Regions from separate parts of the Homo sapiens genome. Here regions 1, 2 and 3 are each linked to region 4. A link is a contact called in ENCODE Hi-C or POLR2A ChIA-PET data. All regions are on one chromosome and are shown on one strand. Each heading gives the region's core, a stretch centred on a gene start or an enhancer-like site at or near the end of the contact. The rest is flanking DNA. Distances are from core to core; before and after follow the strand shown. Region 1 has its middle 73 kb from the start of CT70. Region 2 overlaps ABCA1 (ATP binding cassette subfamily A member 1). Region 3 overlaps LOC105376197 (a long non-coding RNA gene). Region 4 holds the start of CT70 (cancer/testis associated transcript 70).

Region 1 (3,182 bases), core at 664-3,163, 73 kb before region 4:
CAACATTTCACGTGAGGAAACTGTGGCCCAGAGACGGGAAGTAACTTGCCCACAGTCCAGCAGTCATGTCTTAAGCAAAACATTGCCTTTGATATGTAACGTGCAGGGAAACATCTTTCACCCCTCAGCTGGCTGCTGCTGGTTGTGGACTCACTTTGCTCAACTAAGGGAGGATTTGGAGTTGTTTTCTGGGAAGGCTCCACCACAGAATTGCAGCAGAGGGACATTTAGATAGAAGGGCAGAACTGGAGTTGGAGCCAGTCATGAGCCCCAGGAGCATCTGTGATTCCGTGTTATTCCTAAAGAAGGCAGAGCTGGAACTGGGGTTGGGTCTGCTCCCTGGGAACATCTATGACCCTGTCTCATTGCCTTGCACCCCTCTGTGCCTGCTGGAGCCTGGTTCCTGGCTCCTAAAGGAGAAACGCCATTTGGAGGCAAGTGTGGTCCTTCCCATTGCAGGAGCTCCTTTTTTTTTTTTTTTTTAAGATGGTGTCTCACGCTGTCGCCCAGGCTGGAGTGCAATGGCGCGATCTCGGCTCACTGCAACCTCCGCCTCCCGGGTTCAAGCAATTCTCCTGCCTCAGTCTCCCGAGTAGCTGGGATTACAGGTGCCTGCCACCATGCCCAGCTATTATTTGTATTTTTAGTAGAGAACAGGTTTCGCCATGTTGGCCAGGCTGGTCTCGAACTTCTGACCTCAGGTGATCCGTCCATCTCCTCCCAAAGTGCTGGGATTAAAGCATAAGCCACCATGCCCGGCCTGCAGGAGCTCTTAACACCTGTGCGGAGAAGGCTGGGCACCTTGCGACTGAGCAGCAGATGTGTCTCATGAAGGGAAGCCAGCTTTAGCTGTGGAGCAAATGCTGAGTGCCAGGCTGGGGAAGGTGGGACAAGAAGAAGGTGAGAATTGAAGGATCATGGAAGCCTGTTTCTCAGAAGACCTGGATTCAAGTCTAAGTTCTCCTTACTTATTAGCTTTGTGGACTTGGGTAAATCATTAAGCCTCTGAGTTGTTTGCCCCTCTGTGGAATGAGGGAGATAAGGATAGTGGCTACTGTTTGTTAAGGGCTCTCTATGAATTAGGTGCTGCAGTCAGCGTGTACTAAACATTATGTACAAGGTAATTCCCATAAAAGACTGAACCCAGTGCCAGAAACACGGTCAATGTGCACTATATGGCAGCTGTTAATGTTTTGTTGATCCTCCTAACAATCCCCTGATTAATAATAACCACAGAAATAATAATAGTTGCTAGCATTTATGGAGCACTTTGTATGCATCCAGCCATTGTTTTGAGTGCTCTAGGTGTATTAACTTATTTAATTTTCCCAGCTATCCCATGAGGTTGGTTCTATTTTTAACCTCATTGACATGTGAGAAAATTGAAGCACAATTAAGTTAAATGCATTGCCCAAGACACGTGACTAGAAATTGACAAACAGCTAGAAAGCAGAAGAGGTGTTCTTATTGTTGCCCATTTCACAAGGACAGTAACTAAGGCACAGAGAGGCTGAGCAGCGTGCCCATGGCTGGGGTCGGCAGGACTCTCCTCTGGGTTTTTGGGCAGATGAAATGATATAATGGATGGGAAATGGCTTTGTGAACTGTCCTTCCGACTGTTTCAGCCGGCAGTGAGTAAGCTTTGCATGTTCTGTTTTTTCTAATCTAGTTGCATCAGCTGGTCTGAGAGCCAGGGGCCTTTAGGAGGACCTGCCTGGACTTAGCTTGTCATTGGATAGGTGCTTTGTGTGTAGGTCCTGGACTTACATCCCCTCGGGACAGCCTAGGAGCCGTGGCTTGTCTGACTTCAAAGCCGTTGCCAGCTGGGAGGCTTTGGGAGGAGCCAGCTGGCAGCTGGCCACCATCATGTGCAGCTGGGGTTACCAGCAGTCACTCTCCGGCCTTCCCCCAACCACACTCACTGTCTCCAGTGGCTGATTCCCAGACACACCCAAGACAGCAGTCAGCCAGGCAGGGGGAAGAGCAGCTCGAGGCTCCTAATGGAGTGGCGCTAATCAGGGAAAAAGGGAGCCTCTTTTTGCTCCCTTCCCCACTATGCTTCTGGCATAACCCCTCTCCCACAGGGCTCCTCAGGCATGACATCCTAGAAATTCCTGGGTGCATTCCTTCTTCCCAGTTACGTACTTTCCAAAATGGAGTAGGTAGGGCTACTGGGTCTTTGGGGAGGGGTCAGTGTTACATGCCTCTAGGGCTCTCTCCTCACTTCACTGGGAGATCCTCCAGCAGGGGTAGGATCTCCCCTCTCCTGAGCCAGCATCGGGCAGGGCCTGGGAAGGTGTTCAGTATTGTCACGTTTCTGGAGGGAAGGCCAATTCAGCTATCGGGTTGGCACTTGGGTGCTGTGTGTGGTGATGGTGATGGTGATGGTGGCAGCTTGTGTGTGTCTGGAGGAGGGAGGAAGTTTGGTGGGGGAAGGGAACCAGAGGCAGCTGAGGCTGAAAGGGCTGAGATGCGGGGGCTCTCGCCTGCTGGTGTGGCAGGAAGGGCTTGGGCTCCATACACACATAGATGTGGCCTTGACTCCTCACCTCATCACGCACTGTCTGAATGAGGTGTTCATCTCATGCGATTCTTCCCCTGGGCCTCTTTGTTTATGAAGGGAATGGGGGAAGGTAAAAACCAGACTTCAGTTTGGTTTCTGTCTGGCAGTAATGACTAAGCTCTCTTTTTTCCTGATTAGTCTTAGGCAAATGTCTGTACAAGAATTATTTTCTTACGAGGATCACACAGTCCAGTGTAACATGAAATTCCTCCAATTAAAATGACTTTGCCTCTCCATGTTGTGAAATATTAACCTTGACATTATTGTGCTAATAGTACATGCTCCTATTCTCAGATCCTATTTTCACTTCGAAGGTACTCTGAGTCCATCAAGATGGACTAAACTTTTCTATATATCAGCTCTATGATCCCCAGGTCTTCCCTGAGAGGAGCTGGGGGTAAGATGGAGAATCTCAGTTCATCTAGCCAAAAATATTTGTTCCTTTCACTTCCCTTAAAGAATTTTACAGTTCAGGAATCACTTCCACATGCTTTATGGGAAATCTTTTTTTTTTTTTTTTTTTTTGAGATGGAGTCTCGCTCTGTCGCCCAGGCTGGAGTGCAGTGGAGCGATCTCGGATCACTGCAAGCTCCGCCTCCCAGGTTCACCCCATTCTCCT
Region 2 (3,017 bases), core at 315-2,814, 85 kb after region 4:
CCACCTCTGGCTCCCAAAGTGCTAGGATTACAGGCATGAGCCACTGTGCCCAGCCCCAGTTTTATTTATTCACCAGTTGATGGTCTTTTCGACAACTAATTGTTTCCAGTTTTTGGCTATTCTGTATAAGGCTTCTATAAATATTCACAAATACCTAGGATGGGATGACTGGGTCATATAATAGTACTGTATAACCTTAGCAGAAACTGTCAAACTATTTTCCAAAGTGGCTCTTCCATTTTACAATTCCACAGTGTATTGAGTCCCAGTGTCTCCATACACATGCTAGCACTTTTAATATTTAATTTAGTGGGTATGTAATGATATCTCATTGTGGTTTTAATTTGCATTTCTCTGCAGCTAATGATGAGTGTTTCTGCTTATTTGGGAAGGTTTTAATTTAGCAGTCTGTTGTATTCTGTAGATATTAATAACTTCAAAATATCAGTGGCATTTGCAGTTAAAATTTCCTTAAAAAATTGGCCAAAGGTTTCCAGCAGTCACTTCTGCCATGCCCAAACTGTATGAAACAAGGCTGAGGTGTGGAGATTGTCACATTTTGGCAAGGAGTGATCCACTTGGGTGACTGATGAGACCCAGAGAGCGTACGCCTCGGGCTTGAGGGTGAGGACGGGCGGGAAGTCGACTGCATGGCCCTGCTGGCCTTGGGAGGCTGCCCAGTCCTTAGCTAAAGCTGGCAGTTATGGGAAACAGACTTAGATTCTATTACGTTTTTCAGGATGTCCCAGGAGTCACCTGGGAAGCTCAGCAGTCCTTTGTGACTTTCAAGCATATGGTAGAAGCTGCTGAACACAGAGCTCCCTCTTTGGGGATAATTTGCCCAAATCATTTAATCAGGCTTGAGAAATGAGTTACCACAGGTCCAGGAGTGCTGCCACCCTTGAATTCTGACACCCTATTTCTCCTATCCGTCTCTTAATTAATTAAGCAGACATCCCCAAGTGCTTACGACAAGCCAGGACCCTTTTGCATACTAAGGAAAACAGGGATGAAGGAAACAGAAATGGTCTCTGCTCTGACTCAGAAGGTAGAAATCCTCTTTCCCAGCCAAGTCTTCCTAGGGAGCACGTAGGAAGGGCTCTGAACCCACGTGTCAGTTGCAGGGGAGGATATCAGGAAAGGACATTGAAGAAGTGGAGACCTAAGTTTGAGACCTAGGCATTAGCCAGGCTAGCAGTGCTTGAAAAAGTGTCTTAGGACAAGAGAACTCACCAGTGAAGTCCCAGTGGTAGGAGAGCGTGCAGCATATTCTGAGCCTGTATACACATCTCCAGGGCATTGCTTAGCAGGTGGGGAGTGGCAAGAGAGTAGGCTGGAGTCACAGAAGGGAGGCCAGGTAGACCTTGGTGAGCACTGGACTCTATGTTCAGGTGCTGAGGAGCTGGCAAAAGGTTTTAAGTCGGGGAGAGGCATGTTCAGATATTTGGTCTAGCTGAGTAACTTTGGGTGCTCTGTGACAAATGGTTGGGAGACCAGTGAGGTGGCAGTTGCGGTCATCTAGGAGCAGGATCAGAGTGGCCTATTGACTGGGATGACTGTGAAGTGGGATCCTTTCCAGCCAGTAACTGGAAATGTGTATGAGGGCAGAAGTGAGTGTACTGCATTTGAAACATTGAGAAATCTAGTACATAGTACTGTCTCTTTTATATCTTTTTTTTTTTTTTTTTTGATTTTGGTTTGTTTGTTCACTAACTTGGAAAACTGATGTGGAAATGTCCCTTTGGCTTCAGTTACCTGAGCAGAAGGGGCCGGGCATTGCCAAACTCTCCTCTTAGGACAGAATTGCTCCCAGTATTGATCATTGTGTTCTGAGTTGGGGGAGCAAATTGTGCAGGAGGCCAGGTCAGTGCCAAGGTGGGTGGGAGGAATTGGAGCAGGAAGCTTGCCTAAGTGTGCCCAGCAAAGCCACGGTAGAACTTTCTACTGTGGCTCTATGCTACTTCTTAGCAACCTTCTCCATGTGCTTCCTGGAGAGTCCTTGGAGTCAGAACCTTTTTCTTGAAACCCAGACACTTTACTTCCAAGAAAATGCTGTCCAAGAAAACTCATCCTTCCCTTCTTCTCATGAACGTTGTGTAGAGGTGTGTCTTCTCTTCCTTTGAGCTTTTCCACTCAGGGTTTAGGGGAGGTGATATTCTATATTTGGGTTTGGCTCTGGGTACTGCAACACTAGGCTATTAAGATTTCATCCTTACTGCTTTGCCCCTCCTATCTTTCCAGAAACCCACAATGGATTTGCTAGAAATAATGGAACGTCCTGTTTGGACAGGATATAACCATTTCTCAGCTAGAGGATATTGTTGGAATGAAGAAAGATAAATGGGGAGAAGGGAACTCACATTGCTTTGGCACTTAAATTAAGCCATGTACTGTGTTGGGAAATTATTTATATTATCTCGTTGAATCCACAGTAGAACACAGTTGAACACCATACAAGGTAAGTATTGTCATCCTTATTTTACCATGAGGAAATTGATGCTTAGAGAGCATAAAGCCTTGGCCAGGGGCACATAGTTGGGAAGCCGGGGCTAATTCATGCCTGGGCTCTTTCTGATAGTTTTCCTTTTTTAATTGTCCCCTCCTCATTGTTACCTTGGGGATTTCAAGAGATTCATGTAGCTTCTAAATCAACGAACTGATTCCTGGAGAGCAGCTTCTGTATGAGAAAAATCTAGCTAATTATTTATTTCAGTGTCTCTGGAATGCAAGCTCTGTCCTGAGCCACTTAGAAAACAATTTGGGATGACAAGCATGTGTCTCACAATGCTGCTCTGGTTGCCAGTGCTGTGCTGCCAGTTGTCATCTTTGAACAAACTGATGCAGTGCTGGTTTAACTCTTCCTCTTTTTGGAGTAAGAAACTTTGGAGGCCTGTGTCCTTCTAGAAGTTTGCTGAGCAAATGGTAAGGAAAAGAAATAGGTCCTAAGGCTTGACTATTTCAGAGAATTTCTTGATTTATTGGACTGTCAATGAATGAATTGGAATACATAGTGGTAG
Region 3 (3,004 bases), core at 138-2,637, 120 kb before region 4:
ACTGTCAGAGGCAGCAGTTTGCTGGATGAAGCTAGTCCGAGGCATACTGCAGGGGCCCAGGGCACTGCTGGACAAGTCAGAGTGGCTGTGAGCTGGCATTTGTACAGAGATTCCAAACTGCTAAGGAGACCCCTGTTGTTGGCTGGGCTCCTCCCTGTCTGGCAAGAGCTAACCTTCCACCTCAGAAAGCATTATGGTGCCAGAGAGCTCTCTTGGCAGACCTTGGATGAATTATTTACTCTCTCCTTGTTGAGTGAATGCAGGCACATTTGAGGCTCCTCTAAAGATGCTTGATCCAGAATTCTAGCCTTAATGGTGGTGGGCTGCAGAGAAAGAGAAAATAAACCAATGTCCCCACCCTTGGCCAGACTTCCTGCCATATCTTTAGGGGGGGCATTTTGTTCTCTTTGACTCACCTTTGCCCACAGCTCCCTGCACTGTCCCCCAACTCCAACTCCACTTAAAAGGGACATTTTGGCCAGGAGCGATGGCTCATGCCTATAATCCCAGCACTTTGAGAGGCCAAGGTGGGCGGATCACTTGAGGTCAGGAGTTCTAGGCCAGCCTGGTCAACAGGGTGAAATCCCATCTCTATTAAAAATACAAAATCAGCTGGGTGTGGTGGCGCGTGCCTGTAATCACAGCTACTTAGGAGGCTGATGCAGGAGAATCACTTGAACCCGGGAGGTGGAGGCTGCAGTTAACCGAGATTGCACCACTGCACTCCAACCCCGGGCAGACAGAGCAAGACTCTGTCTCAAAAAATAAAAAATAAAAAAACAAACCGGACATTTCACGTTTTCTTGTTGGGGCACAATTTGTTGCTCCTCTCTCCTCCTTTACACCTCACCATGCAGCTCCTGTGTCATAATCTTACACATTCTTCTGTCTGCATTCCCTCAGCATTGGAAAACTCTGAGATGAGAACCAAGAGCAATGGTTTACTGGACACTGCAGCAGCTTTAAGCAGCATTTGTTGAAAAGCACACACTGGGTACTTTCCAATACCTCGGCTCACTTCTGGGTGGTCTTTGTTAAGAGAAGCGGCTTCTAGCCTTGCTGGGTAACACATCTTCCTTCTCAGGTTCCCTGAACAAATGAAGCAATTGAAGCAACTGGAAATAGCAGCTACTGGCGTGGGAACACACATGGCATCTAACACTCATCCTGACAGAAGAGTCATGTGGCCGAGTTTCTCCAGGCCTCACCCACCTGTGAGTGTCACTGTTGGGGTCATATTAGGGGCAATGGCCTGTCATTGCTGACCCTTGCCCCTGAGACTTTGTCCCCAGGAGCATTTTGCAGCCACTCACAAGTACTCCTGTTACACTTCCTCTCTCCCCCACATTGGCAATGTCTCCAGGTCACCTGACAACTCCAGGGGAAGGTGCAGCAAATGCCTTATATGCTGTATCTGCATGGAGAATGTGTTCCCCTGGTGAGGAAACTCTTCAGGTGATTAAATGGTGACAAATGCTCTGGAATTCTCCCTGTGCTGGGAAGACAGCATGTGCCTTCACCTCCACCTCCCTTTCTGCATTTTAGTTTGTCAGCAGGCCTGAAAGCGGCAGTGGTAACATCGCCCTTTGAAAACAGTGAGGAGCCCCTCTCTCTGCTGAGTTATTATTTTTTTATGTGTTTTTTTGAGACAGAGTCTCACTCTGTCACCCAGGCTGGAGTGCAATGGCGCGATCTTGGCTCACTGCAAACTCCACTTCTCAGGTTCAAGTGATTCTCCTGCCTCAGCCTCCCAAGTAGCTGGGATTACAGGCGAGTGCCACCATGCCCAGCTAATTTTTTTTTTTTTTTGTATTTTTAGTAGAGACGGGGTTTCGCCATGTTGGCCAAGCTAGTATCAAACTCTTGACCTCAGATGATCCACCCCCCTTGGCCTCCCAAAGTGCTGGGATTACGGGCATGAGCCACCACGCCCAGCCTCTTTGCTGAGTTCTGACTTCCGTCCACAGAGCCAGGTTAGGCATAGATATCTGAAGCTTCCCACATGCTGCCCAGCCGTCTTTGCGTCTTTTTCTGGCATGTGAGCCAAACCACTTCCTCATCCTCACACGGAGTGACACCCAGAAGCCCCACAGACCAGGTCATCAAACACACCCAGGCATGGCTGCAGCCCAGTGCAGACTCAAGTTGAGACACCATTAAAATAAATGTTTTTCTAGCTCTTTAAAGTTTACAAAACCCGTGCATATACATGACTTCCACTTAATCCTTGAAACAGCCCTTTGAAGTTTGGGTTGTCTTTATTCTCATTTTATAAGGAGTAAAACTGAAGTTCAGGAAGGTTAGAAAAGGCAGACATGACTATTTAGTAAGTGACAGAGCTAGGGATTTTCAGTCCTGTCATATGGAACCCTAGGTTCCCTGTGTGATAAGATTACAAACCTGAGACTTAGTTAAGGGAGACGTAGATCAAGTAGCAACAGCTGTGCCTTCAGACCTGTAGTTCAAGGCAGCTGGCATCACCCAGAGGCAATTAAACTCTCGGATAGAGTGATAATTAGAATTGGGCTATCCAGGCAAAAATAGCCATGGTCCCTTCTCAAGAAGTTTAGGAGACTTTTCTTTTCTTCTAGATGTTCCTCTTTTTCCCTCTGTGCTCCACAGCACTTGGATGGGACTTCTCACAGAGTTATTTCTGTGAATCTCCCATCGTGCTTGTTCTACTGTAGGACCCTTGAAGCCAGAGACTATGCTATGAACATAGGAGGTACTCAATAAATGTTAGTGGAATGAAGGGCTGTTTCTTAATGTCACTCCATTAGACCTCTAAGTAGGAAATTTAACTGTAGTCATTTCTTTCCCATGAGCACCTCCACCAGAGAGTGGGCATGCACGGTGCACAGTAAAGCAGAATAAGTCAACCCTATTGACTTCCTGCCTCAGTTTCCATGCCTTTATGTTGCCCAGCTGCTTCCCTTTGGGTCCACTGATGCATCTCACTTTCAGCTGCCACCCTCCCACCCCAGCTTCTGAGTCTGAACAAATT
Region 4 (3,149 bases), core at 321-2,820:
ATGGCTTCTACCATGCATGGAGATGGGCAAACATCCAGACATCTAGGATTGTTATGAGTGAATTTTTGTGCTCCCTTCCACCCAGTTCATAGGTTGAATGCCTAACCTCCAGTATGATGATTAGGAGGTGGGTCCTTTGGGAGGTAATTTGGTTTAGATGAGGTCATAAGGGTGGAGACCCCACGATGGGATTCATGCCTTATAAGAAGAGACTCTAGAGAGAAGTCTCTAAGAGCGTACAGTGATAAGATGGCTGTTTGCAAGCCAGAAAGTGGGGCCTCAACAGGAATCAAATCAGCCTGCACCTTGATTTTGTTCTTCCAGCATCCAGAATTATGAGAAATAAATGTCTGTTGTTTAAGTACCCAGCACGAGAAGACTAAGACAAATACTCAGAGCAGAATTTTCAAGAGAAGCAAAGCATTCCTGTCCTTTGAAGTTCCCATCTGTTTCCCAGCTATATAAACACCGCAGAGTGCATGATAAGTATGTTTGCTGCGTGAATGCAAGAACCCTCCTCTGGGAAAAGTCACAAACAAGCTACTTCACCCATTGCCTGACACAAAGGCAGCTTCCCCCTTGAATAATCTGGGATTGAAAATGAGTTCATTCAGCTATAAGCTCACCGAACGAACACCAAATTCAGCAACTGTGAGCAGTGCACTCTGTCCCTGCCCTTAATAAGTGAACAACCCAACTGTCTTCTAGAAGGGTTGATCACTTTGTAATTTTGTAATGGAAACCCTCAAAGGAGACCTCCAATAATGAGAACTTCTTTGTCTTTAGCATGGCCTGGGCCACTCACCCCATAGAGCATGAAGCTCTCATAGGTCTTCAGATTGGCGATGGGAGAACGTGACTTTGAGCTTTCAGCTTTTTATCTCTCTAAAATAGGACAGAAAATTTCAGCTCTGATATTCTCTGTGGGATTCCAGAACAACTTCCTTGAGTCTCAGTTTCCCCATCTGCAAAAAGAAAATAGTCACAGCACCTACTACCTCATAGGTTTCTGATAAGGATGGAATGAGTAATGCCTATGAGAGTGCCTTGCCAAATGTGCTACAGGTGTCGTTTGTGTGTTTTAGGGCCAAAAACCCACTTTGAAGCACGGACCCTTCATGGAAATTGCCCTTAACTGATTGGATGACCGTGGGCCAATTAAATGAACTCACAGGGCCTCAGTTTCCTCTTCCATGAGGGGTCATTTTGAGGTCTTTCAAAGGGTTGTGAGAATCAAAAGAAGGGCGCCCAGCACCACGCCCGCCGCGCACACACATGGCGTTCAGTAAGTGGTTCTCTCCCCTGCACCGCGTCTAGACCTCGTTTCTCCACAGAGAGTGGGTGGCAGGAATTTTCCAAATCGGCTCGATGTCCCCACTCCATCGCTTCATGCACTGGCCCAGGACACACCCATAGTTTGGCGAAGTGCAGACTTGGAGAAACTTGGGGGAGAACGGAACCCAAGGCCCAGCCCCGCGCACGCGCGCCGCAGCCTTCGCCCAGAGCAGCGTCTGCTAGTTACCTTTCACCTACTTCGCTGCGACTCGCCGCGCGGGGTAACTCGAGGTCAGACTCGGGGCCCCGCGCGCTTGCGCGCCGCCCGCTGCCCGCCGCCCGCCGCGGCTGGGAGTCCGGAGGTTTCATCTTGTGATGGTTTCGGTTCGGCTCTCAAATGGAGGGTGTGAGCTTTGCAGACGTGCCCTAATTCTGGGTCTGGCGGGGCGACATTGGGCCCTCTGAGCTGCCACCCTGGCCCTGACGCCCCATTACTCCTCGTTCCTTCCTCCCCCCATCTGTTGTCACGCTCTCCCTTTTCCCACAGCTGGCCCCTATTCAGCTGTGCCGATTGCCCCACATCCCTTCTTCCTGCAAAAGGCAGATGGGAAGGGAGCTCTGTCTGGCCTATTCCGGACAGAGCTCCGGGCTTCCGAGTGGAGCATGAGCCCGCGGAAGAGCCACGTGGGTGCAAACTAAATGTTCCCATTCTTGCTGGGGAGGGGCCGGACTTAAAGACCAGGTTTCAAATGAGAAGGCGCACATTTTCTGGTTTTTGTCTTCCAGATGGCTACGTTGAAGACAGCTGGGGCTGCCGCACGCCTCGGGGTTACTGTCGGGCACCCGGCGGGCGGGGCCGGCGCTGGGGCGGGGGAGGGCTTCCTCGCCCTCAGAAACCACATTCGCAGAAACGTTTTTAACTGGCAAGGTTTCGAGTTCCCAACCACAGCACCCTCAGTGATGGTTTTCAGAAGACCTTGTTAGCTCCTCTCCTCCAGAGACCCATCCTTCGCTGACATCCCACCGATTTGGGAGCAGGAAAAAACAGACTCCTGCAAAATACCTCTTCTTCCAGTGCCCTGTACCCCTCTCTACTTACTTCGAGTCCCTGCAGTCCAGCAACAACCCCAAACGAGTGAAGGGAGGAGACATAGGTTTGTCCAGGCTCTGCCACCGACGGGTGATTTGGGATGAGTCCTTCTCCAGTATCATTATCTTCAACTGTAAAACATGAGGGTTAGTCCGAATGATCTCCAAACGCTTCAGCATTAAAGTTAGGTGATGAATCCTAAGATTTTGCAGTTCTATAATGTCACATCTCCTCCGTTTCAGAGAGGGCCCGCAGGGAATCTTGTTAAGGATAACTGCCATCGAAGTTACAAGTTTGTTCTGTGATTGAAGAGTTTCAGGTCTTCTAGATTTCTTTGGCATGACGCATAACTATTTCAAGATACTAACATTTGGGCAGGGCGTGGTGGCTCAGGCCTGTAGTCCTAACACTTTGGGGGGCCGAGGCGGGCAGATCACCTGAGGGTAGGAGTTAGAGACCAGTCTGGCCAACATGGTGAAACCCCGTCTCTACTAAAAATACAAAAATTAGCCGGGCGTGGCGGTACATGCCTGTAATCCCAGCTACTCAGGAGGCTAAGGCAGAAGAATCGCTTGAATCCAGGAGGCGGAGGTTGCAGTGAGCTGAGATCACGCCACTGCACCCCAGCCTGGGCAACAGAGGGAGACTCCTTCTGAAAAAAAAAAAAAAAAAAAGATACTAACATTTAAGGTTAAGAATGTAGGTCATTTCCCCAGAGGACTAACAGACTCGAGGGCACACACCCCAAATTTTATTTCTTTGACTCTGTCATTGCCCCCAGAAC

Evidence for each region. A loop is a pair of places that touch in the nucleus more often than their neighbours do. ChIA-PET counts read pairs that join two places held with the same protein, here RNA polymerase II (POLR2A). Pooled maps may share reads with other maps.
Region 1: a map of breast epithelium shows a loop between it and region 4 (13-fold over the local background). The contact joins the enhancer-like site here to the promoter of CT70 in region 4. A Hi-C loop is called at or near these places in 41 of 168 maps with a recorded cell type or tissue (CD14-positive monocyte, Caco-2, HepG2 and 30 more), 8 of 37 single-sample maps with no recorded cell type and 42 of 50 pooled maps. POLR2A ChIA-PET finds 5 or more read pairs at or near these places in 20 of 52 experiments (A549, AG04449, AG04450 and 16 more).
Region 2: a loop to region 4 is called in a pooled map, with 2.5 times the contacts of the local background. The contact joins the enhancer-like site here to the promoter of CT70 in region 4. A Hi-C loop is called at or near these places in 2 of 50 pooled maps. POLR2A ChIA-PET finds 5 or more read pairs at or near these places in 2 of 52 experiments (WTC11 and naive thymus-derived CD4-positive, alpha-beta T cell).
Region 3: a loop to region 4 is called in a map of gastrocnemius medialis, with 5 times the contacts of the local background. The contact joins the enhancer-like site here to the promoter of CT70 in region 4. A Hi-C loop is called at or near these places in 12 of 168 maps with a recorded cell type or tissue (CD4-positive, alpha-beta T cell, CD4-positive, alpha-beta memory T cell, CD8-positive, alpha-beta T cell and 6 more), 18 of 37 single-sample maps with no recorded cell type and 19 of 50 pooled maps. POLR2A ChIA-PET finds 5 or more read pairs at or near these places in 10 of 52 experiments (CD4-positive, alpha-beta T cell, CD4-positive, alpha-beta memory T cell, H1 and 7 more).

The regions. Positions count from the first base shown.
Region 1 is chr9:105,063,367-105,066,548 of GRCh38, reverse strand. No RefSeq gene overlaps it. Among named protein-coding and RNA genes, the nearest start is that of CT70, 73 kb to the right of the region's middle. Within about 2 kb of position 1,913, at least 30 of the 41 ENCODE cell types and tissues checked have a DNase peak (open chromatin) inside an H3K27ac peak, as active enhancers do; they include CD14-positive monocyte, IMR-90, PC-3 and 16 more, where a contact is called at or near this core.
Region 2 is chr9:104,905,423-104,908,439 of GRCh38, reverse strand. The region is part of intron 1 of ABCA1 (ATP binding cassette subfamily A member 1); the gene reads left to right. Among named protein-coding and RNA genes, the nearest start is that of ABCA1, 21 kb to the left of the region's middle. Within about 2 kb of position 1,564, at least 10 of the 41 ENCODE cell types and tissues checked have a DNase peak (open chromatin) inside an H3K27ac peak, as active enhancers do.
Region 3 is chr9:105,114,539-105,117,542 of GRCh38, reverse strand. The region is part of intron 1 of LOC105376197 (a long non-coding RNA gene); the gene reads right to left. Among named protein-coding and RNA genes, the nearest start is that of CT70, 120 kb to the right of the region's middle. Within about 2 kb of position 1,387, at least 6 of the 41 ENCODE cell types and tissues checked have a DNase peak (open chromatin) inside an H3K27ac peak, as active enhancers do; they include PC-9, gastrocnemius medialis and psoas muscle, where a contact is called at or near this core.
Region 4 is chr9:104,990,216-104,993,364 of GRCh38, reverse strand. CT70 (cancer/testis associated transcript 70) reads left to right here and starts at 1,570. Exons shown (of 4, transcript NR_184160.1): 1 at 1,570-1,679; 2 at 2,062-2,548. RefSeq lists a silencer at 2,017-2,286 and an enhancer at 1,221-2,420.